Regions from separate parts of the Homo sapiens genome. Here region 1 is linked to region 2. A link is an interaction called in ENCODE POLR2A ChIA-PET data of the cell type or tissue named here. Cell type or tissue: PC-9. All regions are shown on one strand. Each heading gives the region's core, and the rest is flanking DNA. Links, peaks and the distances in the headings are about the cores only.

What was found. Peaks named below come from ENCODE experiments on the same cell type or tissue, not always from the same donor. Only the 100,000 strongest peaks of a DNase experiment are listed, where the experiment ranks them.
Region 1: POLR2A ChIA-PET joins it to region 2 with 5 read pairs; 3 of 35 experiments call an interaction of 5 or more read pairs at or near these places.

Annotation. Positions count from the first base shown.
Region 1 is chr15:41,515,751-41,522,841 of GRCh38, reverse strand. RPAP1 (RNA polymerase II associated protein 1) reads left to right here. Exons shown (of 25, transcript NM_015540.4): 19 at 1-77; 20 at 592-744; 21 at 962-1,104; 22 at 1,695-2,451; 23 at 4,660-4,836; 24 at 4,985-5,044; 25 at 5,151-5,666. The coding sequence ends at 5,300. Among named protein-coding and RNA genes, the nearest start is that of LTK, 5.5 kb to the right of the region's middle. In PC-9, for the core only: no CTCF peak of the experiment used is centred there; no DNase peak of the experiment used is centred there.
Region 2 is chr15:41,587,486-41,598,919 of GRCh38, reverse strand. No RefSeq gene overlaps it. Among named protein-coding and RNA genes, the nearest start is that of TYRO3, 34 kb to the right of the region's middle. RefSeq lists an enhancer at 2,456-2,957. In PC-9, for the core only: no CTCF peak of the experiment used is centred there; a DNase peak (open chromatin) is centred at 6,039; H3K27ac peaks cover 818 bases.

The sequences.
Region 1 (7,091 bases), core at 1,280-6,279, 74 kb after region 2:
CACCCTTCCCATTCCTCACTGCCCTCCTCTCTCTTCTTAATACCCTGGCCCAGATCCACAAGGGGCTGTGTGGCCAGGTAAGTGTGGGGTGCCTGATTAGGGGCCAGGCAAGGGGCCAAGATGGCAGGAATCAGAAAGAAAGTGGGAGGGTGGGATGGGCGCGGTGGCTCACGCCTGTAATCCCAGCAGTTTGGGAGGCCGAGGTGGGCAGATCACCTGAGGTCGGGAGTTCGAGACCAGCCTGGCCAACATGGAGAAACCCCATCTCTACTAAAAATACAAAATTAGCCAGGCATGATGGCACATGCCTGTAATCCCAGCTACTCGGGAGGCTGAGGCAGGAGAATCACTTGAACCCGGGAGGCGGAGGCTGCGGTGAGCTGAGATCACACCATTGCACTGCAGCCTGGGCAACAAGAGCGAAACTCCATCTCAAAAAAAACCAAAAAGAAAGTGGGAGGGTGTCCCATGGGGAAGGGAGGCCTTCTGCTGGCACTCATTTCCCTGAGTCTGGAGAGGGGCAGCCACCTGGGGAGCCCTAGAAGGCATGAGAGTCAATTTCTAGATCTGAACAAAATTGCTTTTCCTCAGCTGGCTGCCATATTGGCTGCCCCGGGACTCCAGAATTACTTCCTCCAGTGTGTGGCTCCTGGGGCTGCCCCACACCTCACACCTTTCTCTGCATGGGCCCTGCGCCATGAGTACCACCTGCAGTACCTGGCACTCGCTCTGGCCCAGAAAGCGGTAGGTCCCCCTGTCTGACAGGTTCTCCTGTCATCCCATTATCTCCTTCCTGTTTCTGTGGAACCCAGCCTGCTTCTGCCAGGCCATGCAGCTCCCACTTTCCTCCAGACATGCCCTGGACCTCTGCCCTTCAGCCTCACTTTTATCCTCTTCCTCACTTCTCTCTGCCACGTCCCCTTCTCCTGTACTAGGTAGTTCCCTGCTTTTCTGTCTGCAGGCAGCGCTGCAGCCACTGCCAGCCACCCATGCTGCCCTCTATCATGGTATGGCCTTGGCCCTGCTGAGCCGGCTGCTGCCCGGAAGTGAGTACCTCACCCATGAGCTGCTGCTGAGCTGTGTATTCCGGCTGGAGTTCCTCCCGTAAGTGCTTGGTTGGTGGCATCAACTCAGCCCTTTTGGACGCTGCTGCAGTTGTTAACAGAGCAGCCCTGAATTTGGAGCCAGGAGACCTAAATTCTCTTTCTTCCACCGACGACACTTAACTCTTCCGAGCTTCCATTACCTCATTAGTGAAGTGAGGATCAGGCTAACCACACCCAAGAATGATTGTGAGACTTCAGTGTGACTGCATGGCTAAAAAAATGGTATCTAAATCAGTTACACACATGTAATAGCCATCCGCTACTGAGTGTTTACTCTGTGTTTGATACTCCCTTATGTATTTATCTACATTTTAAGTATTTTACTTGGACCATGAGATAGATACTATTATTATCCTTATTTTACTCTGAGGAAACTGAGGCCCAGAGAAGTTATGTAAACTCATGCCTAGGCAGCTGGCTGTAGTGTGCATCCTCTTAACTGCTACACAGCACTGCGCGGGAAGTAGTTAAGGGAGCAGAGAGGCACAGGTCTGGACCTAGGAGCCTCCAGGAAGTTCCAAAGAGCTGGCACAGCCTCCAAGTGCTGTGGTTCCAGCCCTCATTTTTGGCTTTTGGGTCCCATTACAGGGAAAGAACATCAGGGGGTCCAGAGGCAGCCGACTTCTCTGACCAGCTGTCGTTAGGAAGCAGCAGGGTCCCTCGGTGTGGGCAAGGGACTCTGCTGGCTCAGGCCTGCCAGGACCTCCCCAGCATCCGCAACTGCTACCTGACTCATTGCTCGCCAGCCCGAGCCAGTCTGCTGGCCTCCCAGGCTCTGCACCGAGGGGAGCTACAGCGAGTCCCAACCCTGCTACTGCCCATGCCTACGGAGCCGCTGCTGCCCACCGACTGGCCCTTCCTGCCACTGATTCGCCTCTACCACCGGGCTTCAGACACCCCCTCGGGACTCTCTCCCACAGACACCATGGGCACAGCCATGCGGGTCCTGCAGTGGGTGCTAGTTTTGGAGAGCTGGCGCCCCCAGGCTCTCTGGGCTGTGCCCCCTGCTGCCCGCCTGGCACGGCTCATGTGTGTGTTCCTGGTGGACAGTGAGCTGTTCCGGGAGTCCCCAGTACAGCATCTGGTGGCAGCCCTCCTCGCCCAGCTCTGTCAGCCTCAAGTCTTGCCAAACCTCAACCTGGACTGCCGACTCCCTGGCCTGACGTCTTTCCCTGACCTCTATGCCAACTTCCTGGATCATTTTGAGGCTGTCTCTTTTGGGGACCACCTCTTTGGGGCCCTGGTCCTCCTGCCCCTGCAGCGTCGGTTCAGTGTCACCTTGCGCCTTGCCCTCTTTGGGGAACACGTGGGAGCCTTGCGAGCTCTGAGCCTGCCTCTGACCCAGGTACTTTCTCAGCCCAGCAGGACCTGCAAGGGTACCCTGCACTGGGCCTCGGGGGCAGTCCTGAGCCTTGAGGAGCTTTGGAAGACCTCAGCTTCCTCATCTTACCTCTTGGGGGCTTTGAGGGGATTAAGAGAATCAATGAAAAGGGCTTAACATGGGCTGGGTGTGGTGGCTCACGCCTGTAATTCCATCACTCTGGGAAGCTGAGGTGGGTGGATCACTTAAGGTCAGGAGTTTGAGACCAGCCTGGGCAACATAGTGAAACCCCATTTCTACTAAAAATACAAAACTTAGCTGGGCGTGGTTGCGGGTGCCTGTAGTCCCAGCTACTCAGGAGGCTGAGGCAGGAGAATCGCTTGAACCCGGGAAGCGGAGGCTACAGTGAGCCGAGATCGCGCCACTGCACCCCAGCCCAGTGACAGAGCAAGACCCTGTCTCAAAAAAGAAAAAAGGAAAGGGTTTAACCTGGTGTCTGGCATATAGTGGGTATTCATTACTATTAATAAGGCATAGCTCCTTGCTTATCAGTGCTACAATCTAGATAAGAAGAGATTTACTGAAAACCTACATAGTTGTGAATTATTCAGATGCTAGGTGGTATCAGGATTCAGAGAAGGGAAAGATCAAATTGGGCTTTGTGGAAGAAGTGGGGATTGACCCAGGCACTGTAGGTTGGGTAGAATTTGAATTGGTGAGGAGGTAGAAAGGCAGGAGATTCCTAACAGAATAACATAAGCAAAAGGAGCATGACAAAGGGCAGAAGGAGGGAGGAGAGATTTCTGTTGGGAACTTAAGGCTAAAAATAAGAAGTGAAGTCTGAGAGGGCCTCAAATATTAGGCTAAGGACTTAAATTTATAAGCTGTAAAGAGTTACTATGTTTGCCAGGTGCGGTGGCTCATGCCTGTAATCCCAGCACTTTGGGAGGCCGAGGTGGGCGGATCATTTGAGGTCAAGAGTTTGAGACCAGCCTGGCCAACATGGTGAAACCGTCTCTACTAAAAAAAAATACAAAAAATTAGCCGGGTGTCGTGGTGCATGCCTGTAATCCCAGCTACTCCGGAGGCTGAGGCAGGAGAATCGCTTGAACCCAGGAGGCAGAGGTTGCCATGAGCCGAGATCATACCACTGCACTCCAGCCTGGGCAACAAGAGTGAAACTCCATCTCAAAAAAGAAAAATAAAAAAGAGTTACTGTGTTATGGCTGCGTGAGGTGGCTCATGCCTGTAATCCAACATTTTGGGAGGCCAAGGTGGGAGGATTGCTTGAGGCCAAGAGTTTCTGACCAGCTTGGGCAAGAAAGCTAGACACCATCTCTACAAAAAATTATTGGAAAATTAGCCAGACCTGGTGATTTGCCCGTAGACCCAGTTACTCAGGAGCCTGAGGCAGGAGGATCACTTGAGCTCAGGAGGTTGAGGCTGCCAGTGAGCTATGATCACACCACTGCATTCCAGACTTGGAAATAGAACGAGACTCTATTAAAAAAAGAAGTTATTGTATTTTGTTTTTTGTTTTTAAGATTTTGGGTTTTTGTTTTTGTTTTTGAGACAGAGTCTCGCTCTGTTGCTCAGGCTAGAGTGCAGTGGCCTGATGATCTTGGTTCACTGCAACCTCTAGCTCCCAGGTTCAAGCGATTCTCCTGCCTCAACCTCCTGAGTAGCTGGGATTACAGGCACACAGCACCATGCCTGGCTAATTTTTTTTTTTTTTTGAGACGGAGTCTTGCTCTGTTGCCCAGGCTGGAGTGCAGTGGCGCGCTCGGCTCACTGCAACCTCCGCCCCTGGGTTCAAGCGACTCCCCTGCTTCAGCCTCCCAAGTAGCTGGGACTACAAGCACCCACCACCATGTCCAGCTAATTTTTGTATTTTCGGTAGAGATGGGGTTTCACCATGTTGGCCAGGCTGGTCTTGAATTCCTAATTTCGTGTGATCCGCCTGCCTCAGCCTCCCAAGTGCTGAGATTACAGGCGTGGCCCACTACACATGGCCAATTTCATGCTTTTTAATGGCTGCTTCTCAGTTCCCAGTTTTCCCCAACATCTGCTCTGTAGTCTTTAACCCTGATCCTTGTGCTAGAAGGACAGATGTTTGTCTAGGACCTGATCTCTGCCCTCATGATTTGGTTTCATGTGATCGTTATCCACACACCTTATGTATGTATATACATTCCTACCCTCCCCCTCAGCACGTCATTTCCCCTGTCACAGTTGCCTGTGTCCCTGGAGTGTTACACAGTGCCTCCTGAAGACAACCTGGCCCTCCTTCAGCTCTACTTCCGGACCCTGGTTACTGGTGCGCTCCGCCCACGTTGGTGCCCCGTGCTCTATGCTGTGGCTGTGGCTCATGTCAATAGCTTCATCTTCTCTCAGGACCCACAGAGCTCAGTAAGTTACATCTCCATCTTCAGAGGAAGGAAGGGAGCTAGCAATTGAGCTGCCTCTGGGCCAGCTGGGGAAGAGGTAAGTGTCAAGCAAGGCCAGTGGTGGGTACCAGCCCTCGGCTCAGTGCCACCTCTCCCTGTTCTGCTTCTAGGATGAGGTCAAAGCTGCCCGCAGGAGTATGCTGCAGAAAACATGGCTGCTGGCAGATGAGGTAGGGTCAGGGCCATTAGGAGGGTGGGATATTAGAGGATCTTGGGGGACAGAGACCACAACAGGATCTCATTACCCACTTCATAAGTTTTCTTTCCTTTCTGCAGGGTCTCCGGCAGCACCTCCTGCACTATAAGCTTCCCAATTCCACGCTCCCAGAGGGCTTTGAGCTCTATTCTCAGTTGCCCCCTCTGCGTCAGCACTACCTCCAGAGACTGACTTCAACAGTGCTCCAAAATGGGGTATCAGAGACCTAGGATAGTTGATATAGATGGAAAGATGGGTACGTTGTCCTGTATCCAGCCTTTCAACAGATGTCTGGCCAGACGAAGAACATTGTGTCCTAATGGTAGGCAGGAGACCAAGGAGCAGAAGGCTTGCCTTCCTGGGAGCAGGTTGTTTGAGCTGTTTTAGAGCAGTGAGCCCTACCATTACATCCTGATATCTGGGGCTTCTGAAGGTCTGTACTGGGAGTGAAGAGTGGCTTAGCTATTTACCCGCTCTTTGGGGACAGGGCAAACTAAATGCATCCCTTCTTACCTAACTCCCAACCCCTGCCCTGGGCTGAGGCATATGAATGCTATAGTTGTGCATTAAAATAAATGTTTTTTATCTCCTGGAAATTTGATCTGGACTGATTTCAGCCATGTTAGTTCAGGGTTAGTATCTGGGGGTGGGTTATCCCAGGTGAGGAGCAGGACTGCTGTGAGAGAGATGGGGAAGAATCATAAGTGGGAGGTAAAAACTTTGTCCACATCTGGAGACAACAAGAATGTGGGGCCTGCCAGGCACAGTGGTACACACCTGTAGTCCCAACTACTTGGGAGGCTGAGGCAGGATGATCACTTGATTCCAGGAATTCAATTCCAGCCTAGCCAACATAGTGAGACCCCATGTCTGTCTGTCTGTCGGTCGGTCGGTCTGTCTATCTATCTATCTATCTATCTATCTATCTATCTATCTATCTATTTCTGAGACAGGGTCTTGCTCTGTTGCCCAGGCTGGAGTGCAGTGGCGTGATCATAGCTCACTGCAGCCTCGACCTCCTGGGCTCAAGCCATTCTCCCACCTCAGCCTCCTGAGTGGCTGGGACCACAGGCAAGTGCCACCACGCCTGGCTAATTTTTTGTATTTGTAGAGACGGAGTTTCACCATGTTGCCCAGGTTGGTCTTGAATTCCTGAGCTCAAGCAATCCACCCACCTCAGACTCCCAAAGTGCTAAGATTACAGGCATGAGCCGCTACACTTGGCCTATTTTGGTAGTTTCTACATTGTTCTTTGGTCTGAATTCTAAACTTTAGGCTTTCTTAGACTGTCTTTTGCTGTGTGGATTACTTATTGTGTTTGCAAGTAACCAGAGTCAGAGCAGTGTGCCAAGGCCTAGCCCTGTCAGTAGGTAGAGAGAACCCAGTCTTCATAAATGGAGCTGCTGAACACAGAATTATCCAATAGGTTTTTTTGGGTTTTTTTTTTTTTTTTTTTGACACGAAGTCTTGCTCTGTTGCCCAGGCTGGAGTGCAGTGGGGCAATCTCAGCTCACCACAACCTCCCCCTCCCTAGTTCAAGCCATTCTCCTGCCTCAGCCTCCCAAGTAGCTGGGATTACAGGCGCGTGCCACCACGCCTGGCTAATTTTTGTATTTTTAGTAGAGATGGGGTTTTGCCATGTTGGCCAGGCTGGTCTTGAACTCGAACTCCTGACCTCATGATCCGCCCGCCTCAGCCTTCAAAAGTGCTGGTATTACAGGCATGAGCCACTGGGCCCAGCCTTTTTTTCTTTTTTTTTTTTGAGACAGAGTCTTACTCTGTAGCCCAAGCCAGAGTGTAGTGGCATGATCTTGGCTCACTGCAACCTCCGTTTCTGAGGCTCAAGTGATTCTCATGCCTCAGCCTCCCGAGTAGCAGGGGCTACAGGCATGCACCACCACACCGGGCTAGTTTTTTGTATTTTTATTAGAAGCGGTGTTTTGCCATGTTGCCCAGGGTGGTCTCAGACTCCTAAGCTCAGGCAATCCGCCCACCTCAGCCTCCTAAAGTGCTGGGATTAT
Region 2 (11,434 bases), core at 3,307-8,306:
AGGGAAAGCTCCTATATTCCCCAGCAAACGGGACAGTTCTGGGCTGAGTACGTCACACATTTGTACTCTTGCACAGTGCCAAAATGCTGTCCTAAGTCCAGTGCAATGGAGGTAAGCACATGCACACATCTTCTTATGGAGAAAGATGCCCCTTCTGACCTTGGGAGCTGATTACATTCTGGTTTAACATTTGCTTTAAAGCACTGTAAAAGGTAACAGTGTGTGGCCAGGCGCGGTGGCTCACGCCTGTAATCCCAGCACTTGGGGAGGCCGAGGCAGGTGGATCACGAGGTCGGGAGATCGAGACCATCCTGGCTAACACGGTGAAACCCTGTCTCTACTAAAAATACAAAAAATTTGCCGGGCGCGGTGTTGGGCGCCTGTAGTCCCAGCTACTCAGGAGGCTGAGGCAGGAGAATGGCATGAACCTGGGAGGTGGACTTTGCAGTGAGCCGAGATCACGCCACTGCACTCCAGCCTGGGCAATAGAGCGAGACTCCATCTCAAAAAAAAAAAAAAAAAAACACAGTGTGGCCAGGTGTGGTGGCTCATGCTTGTAATCCCAGCACTTTGGGAGGCCGAGGCGGGTGGATCACCTGAGGTCAGGAGTTTGAGACCAACCTGGCAAACATGGAGAAACCCTGTCTCTACTAAAAATACAAAATTAGTTGGGTGTGGTGGTGCATGCCTGTAATCCTAGCTACTCGGGGGGCTGAGGCAGGAGAATCGCTTGAACCCGGGGGCGGAGGTTGCAGTGAGCCAAGATCGTGCCATTGCACTCCAGCCTGGGCAACAAGAGTGAAACTCCATCTCAAAAAAAAAAAAAGATAACAGTGTGACCATGTGGAGTCTGTTTTCCCCTTGCCCAGTCCATAATGAGTAGATATTTGTGGCTAAGAAAAGGGATTACGGCAGTGAATGGCCATGAGCCAGACAGGAGCCATGTTAGTTGCCAGTCTTGGGATTAGAGCAGAGGAATTGCCAGAGCAGCTAAGGGGAAGATTATCTAAAATACCAAGAGGGAGAATAGTTTTCTTACCCAACTTACAATGAGAGTATAAGCATCTGGGCTCCCTAAAGACAAGCCACATGGTCAGGGCACGGACAAAACAGTGACCAGCCTGACAGCAGGACCCTCTAGAGAAGATAAGATAGATGTTAAGTTAGGCCAGGCCCGATGGCTCACACCTGTAATCCCAGCACTTTGAGAGGCCAAGGCCACCCTGGCCAACATGGCAAAACCACATCTGTACAAAAAATAGAAAAATTAACCAGGCCTAGTGGTGCTTACCTGTAGTCCCAGCTACTCAGGAGGCTGAAGCAGGAGAATTGCTTGAACCTGGGAGGTAGAGGTTGCAGTGAGCCAAGACTGCACCACTGCACTCCAGCCTGGGTGACAGAGTGAGACTCCATCTCAAAAAAAAAAAAAAAAAAAAAAGATAGATGCTAGGTTAGAATAATTCAGTAGGGAAATCTGACTTCGTTAAAAAACTTACTCTAAGAAGAATTTGACAGGAGACATGATAGAGGCAGAACAATCCTAGAAGCACAGAGTTAAGAAGGAACCTAAAGAACATTTAGAGTCTTAAAAAAAAAACACAAACAGGACTAGGATCCACTGGATGGAGTGGCTACAGGCAGGGTGAATCAAGCCGAAAAGATAACAGATAGGGACCAGTAAAGGAACTCCTCTTCTGGCAACCACAGCAAAGAGCAAAGGAGGTGGCTAGCTTCTGTAGGATCAGAAGCCCGAAGCCAAGGAAACCCACTTATGGGAGATTCAGATAAGACCTAGCATAACACAGTCTCTAACTCTGGGACACAGAACCCAGCTCAACGTATAATGGGAAGGACTTGGGTCCCAAGCATGACAGAGGAGTTCTTGAGCATCCAGGAAGAAAAGTAGCTAATGGAGCCTGGTCTTCCCAGAACGGAAGGTGACACAGAAAGGATGAGAAGAGAAGAAACTCACAGTTGGTGTCAGTCTTCCTGAGGCTTTTGTGTGATCTGGGAAAGCGTTGTCCATAAATCAATGCCAACAAGCCAAGTTTGTTTTAACTCTTATCCTATGGCTATGTCCAAACCTGACCCCTCATCTTTATTAAAAAAAAAAAAAACACTTTAGCACCACCCCAGGAATTCCATGTTATTTAAAATATGAGTGCCACTGGTCCCAGCACTTTGGGAGGCTGAGGAGGGTGGATCACAAGGTCAAGAGTTTGAGACCAGCCTGGCCAACATGATGAAACCCTGTCTCTACTAATACAAAACTTAGCCAGGCATGGTGGCACATGCTTGTAGTCCTAGCTACTCGGGAGGCTGAGGAAGGAGGATCACTTGAACCTGGGAGGTAGAGATTGTAGTGAGCCGAGATCATGCCACTGCACTCCAGCCTGGGTGATAGCTTGAGACTCCGTCTCAAAAAAACAAGCAAACAAACAAAAAAAAACGCCGGTCGAGGTGGCGTGGCTCACGGCTGTAATCCCAGCACCTTGGGAGGCTGAGGCAAGCAGATACCTCAGGTCAGGAGTTCGAGATCAGCCTGGCCAACATGGTGAAAACCCCATCACTATTAAAAATACAAAATTAGCCGAGTGTGGTGGTGCATACCTGTAATCCCAGCTACTCAGGAGGCTGAGGCAGGAGAATCGCTTGAACCTGGGAGGCGGAGGTTGCAGTGAGCTGAGATTACGCCATTGCACTCCATCTCAATAAATAACTAAATAATCTTCTCTCCAAACTGTCAGAGGCATTGCAACCAGGCTGGCTCCATCTTGAATAGGTACTGGGTAAAATGAGGCTGGGACCTACTAGACTGCATCCCCAGGAGCTTAGGAATTGTTAGTCATAGGTTGAGATAGGAGGCCAGCACAAGATACAGGTCACAAAGACCTTGCTGATAATAGCCAGGTGCGGTGGTTCACGCATGTAATCCCAGCACTTTGGGAGGCCGAGGCGGGCGGATCACAAGGTCAGGAGATCAAGACCATCCTGGACAACACGGTGAAACCCTGTGTCTAGTAAAATACAAAAAATTATCTGGGCGTGGTGGTACATACCTGTAGTCCCAGCTACTAGGGAAGTTGAGGCAGGGGAATTGCTTAAACCCAGGAGGCGGAGGTTGCAGTGAGCCGAGATCATGCCACTGCACTCCAGCCTGGCAACAGAGCAAGACTCCTTCTCAAAACAAAACAAAAAAAAAAAAAACAGCATGCAATAAAGAAGCCGGCCAAAAACCAACAAAACCATGATGGCAACGAAAGTGACCTCTGGTTGTCCTTACTGCTCATTATATGCTAATTGCAACATATTAGCATGCTAAAAGACACTCCCACCAGCACCATGCAAATGCCATAGCAATGCCCAGAGATTACCCTACACAGTCTAAAAGGGTCTAAACTCTCAATTCTGGGAACTCCCATCCCTTTCCCACAAAACTCCTGAATAATCCACCCCTTGTTCAGCATATAATCAAATAACCATAAGTCAGCCCATGCTGCTGATCTGTCTATGCAGTAGCCGTTCTCTTATTCCCTTTCTTTTTTTTTTTTTTTTTTTTTTTGAGACACAGTCTCACTCTGTCACCCAGGCTAGAGTGCAGTGGTGTGATCTCAGCTCACTGCAACCTCCTCCTCCCAGGTTCAAGAGATTCTCGTGCCTCAGCCACCCAAAGAGCTGAGATTACAGGTATGCGCCACCAACCCCAGCTAATTTTTGTATTTTTAGTAGAGTCAGAGTTTCGCTATGTTGACCAGGCTGGTCTCAAATGCCTGACCTCAAGTGATACGCTCACCTCGGCCTCCTAAAGTTCTGGGATTACAGGCATGAGCCACCTCACCAGGCCTATTCCTTTACTTTCTTAATAAACTTGCTTTCACTTTACTAAGGACTCACCCTGAATTCTTTCCTGGGCAAGCTCCAAGAACCCTCTCTTGGGGTCTAGATTTGGACTCCTTTCTGGTAACAAAGCCATTGTTATGAGGATTACATACGTTAATATTTAGAAAGCAATCAGAAAAACAAAATAGGCTGGGCATGGAGGATCACACCTGTAATCCCAGCACTTTGGGAGGCCGGGGCTGGTGGATGGCCTGAGACCAGGAGTTCAAGACCAGCCTGGGCAACGTGGCAAAACCCTGCCTCTACAAAAAATACAAAAACTTAGCTGGACATGGTGGCACATGCCTGTGGTCCCAGCTACTTGGGAAGCTGAGGTGGGAGGATCGCTTGAGCCCGGAGGCAGAGGTTGCAGTGAGATGTGATCATCCCACTACACTCCAACCTGGGTGACAGAATGAGACCCCATCTCAAACAAACAAACAAAAAAAGATGAGTATGTTTATTAAATAAGTTAAACAAAACATATAGCTTCGGGATTAAAAATAATAAAATGGGCTGGGCACGGTGGCTTACACCTGTAATCCCAGCTCTTTGGGAGACTGAGGTGGGCAGATCACAAGGTCAAGTGATCAAGACCATCCTGGCCAACATGGAGAAACCCCGTCTCTATTAAAAATACAAAAAATTAGCTGGGCGTGGTGGCGCGTGCCTATAGTCCCAACTACTCAGGAGGCTGAGGCAGGAGGATCGCTTGAACCCGGTAGGCGGAGGTTTCAGTGAGCCAAGATCGCGCCACTGCACTCCAGCCTGGCAACAGAGCTAGACTCCATCTCAATAATAATAATAATAAAATGTTCAAAGGTATAAGGAAAGCATCTGGTATGTTGTATATGCTTGAACAGAGTCTTAGGAACAATTATGTTACTGAAACCACCTTTGCAAAATTATGACTGAGACAGTGAAAGAGATCTAACTTAACTGACTTCATTTTGCTTTTAACCTCCAAGCTGTCCTTGTCCATTCCTGGGCATAGGCTGAACTAACTTTGGGAGAAGTTTAGTTTGTAGTTTATGGTTTAAACAAAGACGGTAACAGCCCTTTCCCAAAGCAGACCTCCTTCTTGCCTGGGGACTAGACTGCCTTTGTAGGACTAACATTAGTCACAAGATTAGAAATTATGGTTTAGGAGTCATGCAGCTGGAGGCTACAGGATTCTGACCCTCCCTAAACTGCTCCTAAGGTCACTGCTTGAGATATTTTGCAGACCCTGCACTTCATGGATCAGCTGGTCCCACTCAGATCAAAAACTGGCTCATCTGATCTTGTGGCCCCCACCCAGGAACTGACTGAGCTCAAGAAGACAGATCCAATTCCATATCATTTCACCTCTGACCAATCAGCACTCCTGGATCACTGGCTTCCCCCCACCGACCAAGTTATCCTTAAAAACTCTGCTCCCCCAATGCTGGGGAGACTGATTTGAGTAATAATAAAACTCCGGTCTCCCTCACAGCCAGCTCTGCGTGAATTACTCCTTATCCATTGCAATTCCTCTGTGTTGTAGCACTCGAATATAAAATTTTCTGTTTTTTAATTCTCAGCAAGGCAAGGTACTTCTATAGAAGGGTGCGCTCTCACCGATGGAGCAATGGTGGGCGCACATTTGGACAAGGGAGAAGAAGGGGTTCTTTTTTTTTTTTTTTTTTTTTTTTTTTTGAGACAGAGTTTCTGTCTGTCGCCCAGGCTGCTGGAGTGCAATGGCCAATCTGGGCTCACTGCTGCAAGCTCCGCCTCCCGGGTTCACGCCATTCTCCTGCCTCAGCCTCCCGAGTAGCTGGGACTACAGGCGCCCACCACCATGCCCGGCTAATTTTTTGTATTTTTAATAGAGACAGGGTTTCACCATGTTAGCCAGAATAGTCTCAATCTCCTGACCTCCTGATCCGCCTGCCTCTGCCTCCCAAAGCGCTGGGATTACACGCACATGGCCCCTGCTGCTGGGTCATTCCCCTATTGGCTAGTGTTAGACCGCACAGGCTAAACTAATTCCGATTGGCTAATTTAAAGAGAATGATGGGGTGAGCGCTTTGTAGCAGGTAACCGGAATGAGTTAGGGTGGAGCAGGTGATCAGAATGATTCAGGGTGGAGGTGATCAGAATGAGTTAGAGTGGAGTAGGTGATCAGAATGAGTCAGGGTGGAGTAGGTAATCGGGATGAGTCAGGGTAGAGTAGGTAATCACAAAAGGTTGCTTTACGAGGAAGTTAAGTTTAAAAGTAGAAGGCAAAGAATTGAACATACTGACATATTAATTCTTTGAAGAGAAATTTAGAATTCATATTCAACAACTTCCTCCTCTTGCAATTTTTTATGGCTTTCTCTTCAAACTTATTTAACATGTCTTGACTTAGTTGTTCTGCTTGATTTTCCAAAAGAAGCAGCTTCTCTGGATAAGGTGGAGGATAGTTAAGGGAGGTTTTAGTAAGTGCCATTTCTATGAGCCCCTGCACCAACCCAGGATGCATGGTATAACACAGCACCCGACAAGAATAAGTACACCTATTACAGCTACGAGGGAGGAAAGAATTGAGGCTATTATTCCTTTCCATTTACCAAACCACTTCTCTAGCCATCCCGTAAAGGGGTCATTTGCCCCTGAGTTGCTGGCTAACTCATTGGATAGAGCAGTCAGACCTTGCAATGCCTTTGTTATACTTCCATCAGGGGCGGTGTTGTTTGGGATGAAGGTGCAACATCGAGTTTTAATCATGACGCAAACTCCTCCTCTTTTTGCTAATATCATGTCTAAGGCTATCCTATTTTCCTAAGCCATCTGGCTAGTAGCCCCTAATTGCTCAGCTATTCCTTTAACAGCATCTCTAGTGTAGTTAATAAATCCCTGTTGGTTGTAATAGACGTAGTTTATCCAATCTACATTTTTGTTAACTGTCACTCACCAAAATATTGACTCAAATCCTGCAGCTATTTGATTTTGGGCCTTAAATTGATCTGGTATTCCCCATGGGACTCCAACTGTGTCTAAATAGATGTGAGAGTCGAAAGCATAAGGGGCTTCTCTCACTTTACAATGTCTTATTTTTTCTTCCTCTTATTGATGAAATGCCAGGGTAAAAGGGATAGCCAATTGGACTAAAGCACAAGTGCCACTCTAGTTATTCAGTAGAGTGTCCAGTAAAGGTCCACCACAATACCACCACACATCCACTCGGGGATGAACAAGGGCTGACTGATTGGTAAGCTCTTGAAAGTTCTTAAGCTCACTGCATCCCTTCAGGTCTCCAAGGAACGCTAAGTTTCCTCCCTGTCGTGAGAGACACGAAGTGAACTTAGTGTTGGGAGACCGAAGCTGGATGGCCCTCAGGGGCTGACCCACAGGGTGTGGAACTTCAGGATACAGCAGAGAGAGAGCTTGGCATGACTTGTTACCCCAGGCTGTAAAATCCTGGAAAAGAGCTACCATGCAGCCCATGCCCAGTCTGCTGGAGTACCACCCTAGTGGAAAGGGGACAATCTGCACCTCTGGCCTGCCACACGCACAAGCATAACAATTGCTTTTGTTTAACGTGCAGATGGAATATTTGATCCATTCCAACCAGGCATTTACATCTTGGTATCCTGTCTCGATTGCTAAAGTTTGTTTTAAGTCTTTAACTTCTACCATCGCTATCTTGGCCTTGTCGTTAGATGGAGGAGGAACAATGGTTCCATTGTAAGAGGTTTTAGAAAAAGCTTTAGAAGCAGGTTCAGGTGGTGGGGGATCAAAGAAACACATTTCAAAGAATCCAATAGGTCTGTCCCTGAAACCTCAGCTCCCATACCATAAAACCGGCTGAAAGAAGGGAACTGGCTTAGAAAAAGGGGAGAACTTTGGGGGCTCAAAATAATAACCTGTATAGGGTTGCACTGGTTTAGCTGACAGTTAGGGGGGGCTGTCCCTTTAGTAAAATGAATGTATGGTTTTAGGAAATTATAAAAACTGGTTGGGGCACTCCATCCTTGCTCTTTGGTGGTTCACAGAACATCGGACCAACTACGGCATAAAAGCTCTACATCAGTGGGGCAAGACTCCTGGTTGCCACTGGGGTCTTTATTGAAATCTCCCCGGATTAAATGGTCCCAATTCACTAATGCCCAGTCTGAGGAGAGCCAGGAGGGACAGAGGTACTTTTCTGAAGTAGAGAGCTGTCTTTGACTTAGCAAATCCCTACAGAGTATAACACGGCAAGCATCAAATGCAATAGTTTGAGGTGAACTTGACTTGGTTACGTTAATAACTAGATGGTCAGCAATAGAGCGAGGAAAGAAGAAAAAGTAATAGAATAGATGAAAGAGAGTTAAATTCTTCTTAGCTTTAGTTTGGTAGGGTTTTCCCCTAGGACTATGGCCCATGACTCTGGAGTCCATCCTCTCTCTGCGGTGTGGACTGCGGTTTCAGTCGCGAGGAGCACTAAGTAAGGACCTTCCCAGGCTGGCTCAAGTTTTTCCTCTTTCCAGCTCTTAATGAGGACATGATCCCCAGGCTGATGTTGATGCACCGGGAACTCCAAGGGTGGCGCCTGTGCTAAAAAACCTTTAGTTTTAAGAGAAGAGAAAGTAGAAGATACATCAAGTATATAATTTGTAAGGAATTGATTGGGTCTTTTGTTTCAAAGGTAGGAATATCAGTAGTGGAGTGCAAATAAGGTAATCCATAGAGCATCTCATAAGGAGAAAGACCAATGTCTTTCCGTGGTGCAGTTCGAATTCTCAGCAGGGTATAGGAAGACACTTGGTCCACGGCAACCAAGTCTCTAAGACTGATTTGGTTAGGTGGTTCTTTTGCATCTGATTCATTCTTTCTACTCTCCCTGATGAGGGTGGGTGCCAGGGAATATTGTGTTCCCATCTAATGTCTAATGTTTGGGATAGCTTTTTAATAATGTGTGCGGTGAAATGAGTTCCATTGTCTGAGTCAATATTTTCTATTAGTCCAAACCTAGGTACTATATTTTCAATTAGGGCCTTAACTACATTATTGGCTGTCGCATTTGAAAAGGGATAGCTTCAACCCAGTGAGTGAGGTGGTCTACTACTACTAGTAAATATTTCAGACGACCTATTGGAGGCATTTCTGTGTAATCAACTTGGATACTTTGGAATGGCCTTAAGCCCGGATTCCTTCTCTTGAGAGGTAATCTTTTTATAGTATGTCTATTAGTTTTCTTACATACTAAGCAACTATCTGTAACCTGTTTGGCCAGGGTATAAATTCCTATACAACCATAAACCCTGAGAACTGCATCACACATGGCCTGAGGCCCCCAATGGGTCCCTTGATGTAGTTGGGATAAGACTTCCCTTATAAGGGGTTTAGACAACATTTCTCTCTGGTCTGGCAGTATCCACTTTCCTTCTGAATTCTCTTTAGCACCTATTTTTATTAGTTTCTCTCTTTCAGTGGAAGAAAAAATGGGGATTACAGTAGGAGGAGGCAGGTAGGGAGTTAAGTGAAAAATATGCATTTCAGAAGACACAGCAGCCTGCTTGGCTACCTGATCTGCTAGGTTATTTCCTCAACTTTCAAAAGAAAGGTTTTTCTGGTGTCCGGGAACACGGACAATAGCTATTTCTTCTGGCAACTGAAGATTATTCAATACTTGGGTGATCAGCTCCTTGTGAACAAGGTCTTGACCTTTACTACTAATGAGACCTCTTTCAGTCCAAATTTTCCCAAACATATGGGCCACTACACAGGCATACTTGGAATCTGTATAGATGGTTCCTTCCTGGTTCTGTAAGTACTTTAAGGCTTGGCTGAGTGCAAATAGCTCACATGTTTGAGCAGACCAATTGTTGGCAATTTTCCAGATTCTATTTCTATGAGAATTTCTCCATCAATCACTGAATACCCATTGTGTCTTTTTCCCTCAATCACCCCGGAGGAACTGTCTATGAATAAGTGCCGTCCAGTCCGGAAGGGGGTTTCTCCTAGGTCTGGTCGAACCTTTGTATGGTAATCAATTAAATCTAAACATGTGTGTTCCCTCCATAGATTTGGATTCCCTGTTAGGAAACCTGCTGGGTTGAGTGAATTATCAGAGGTCAATGTTAAATCATCCTTTTCTAACAGAACGGCCTCATACTTCAAGATTCTCGAGTCGGTAAGCCATCTCCCTGCTCTCTGGTTTAAGATAGTTCTAACTTGGTGAGGCGTGCTTACCGTCAATTTTCCTCCAAAGGTTAACTTCCTGCTTTCCTCGACCAGTATTGCCGCAGCCCCGATGGACTGGATGCATTGAGGCCATCCACAAGTGACTGGGTCCAACACCTTTGATAGGAAGGCTACGGGCTGCCGGCGGCCTCTGTGTTCTTGAGTCAGCACTCCTAAAACTACCGCACTGTCCACATTAACAAAAAGGTGGAATGGCTTTTCTAGGGAGGGTAAGGCAGTTATGAGCCTTTCCTTCAGCTTCTAGACTTGATCAGCTTCCTCAGAAGTCCACAGGAGATGGTTCGGCTTCTCCTGGGCAAGTTTTTAATATAACAGTTTACTGTGCAGTGCATGAGTCAATCCATAAGCGGCAGTATCTGACTAACCCTAAAAATTTCCTGAGTTCTTATTTAGTTTGAGGCAAGGGTAGGGACACCATTCCCTCGATTCATTCAGGCCCTATTCTTCGCTTGTCTGCACTTATTAAGTGGCCTAAATATTTAACTTCGGGCTCTACATACTGAAGCTTTCTTTTTGAGACTCATAGCCCCTCAAACTGCAGATAGCTAAGAATATGTGTAGAGAAGTCAGTTACCTTCTCTATATCTTCACCAGATATAAGAATGTCGTCTACGTACTGAAGAAGGCATATTTGTTCTAGTATGACAACTTTTTCTAGTACCTGTTCTAAAATTTGGCCAAAAAGATTAGGAGAGTCTATGAACCGTCGGAGCAAGACCGTCCATCTCGATATTGCTGTTTCCGCCCTGAGTGGCGATCCTCCCATTCAAAAGCAAATATATTTCGGCTATCTTCAGCCAGGGGACATGCCCAAAAAGCATCCTTCAAATCTATTATGGTAAACCATTGATGATTACATGGAATTTTGCTAAGAACCGTGTAAGCATTGGGGACAATGGGGTTGGTAGTCTGGACTATTTGGTTGATAGCTCTAAGGTCCTGTAGTAGCTGGTATGACCCATCTGATTTCTTGACTGGCAGTATTGGGGTGTTATAAGGGGACATACAGGGCTCGAGAAGCCCATCCTTAATAAGGTCTTTGATTATAGGTTTCAACCCTATCCTACCTTCTAGGGGAATAGGGATTGCTTCCTTCTTACTACTTCTCCTGGGGTTTTTAGCTTGATGTGGATCGGAGGGACTTGGAATTTCCCTCGGTTTCCTTTTTTGGACCAGACATTAGGATTAATATATTTTTCATCGGCAGTGGTGAGTAGATTTAATGAGGTGAGGAATCCTCTTGGGCTGACTTGTAGACCTATGCCCAACTTTAACATTAAATCCCTCCCCAGTAAATTAGTTCCTGCTTAGGGGATTAACAAGAACTGAATATAAGCTGAGCGATCAAAATTTATCAATTTAT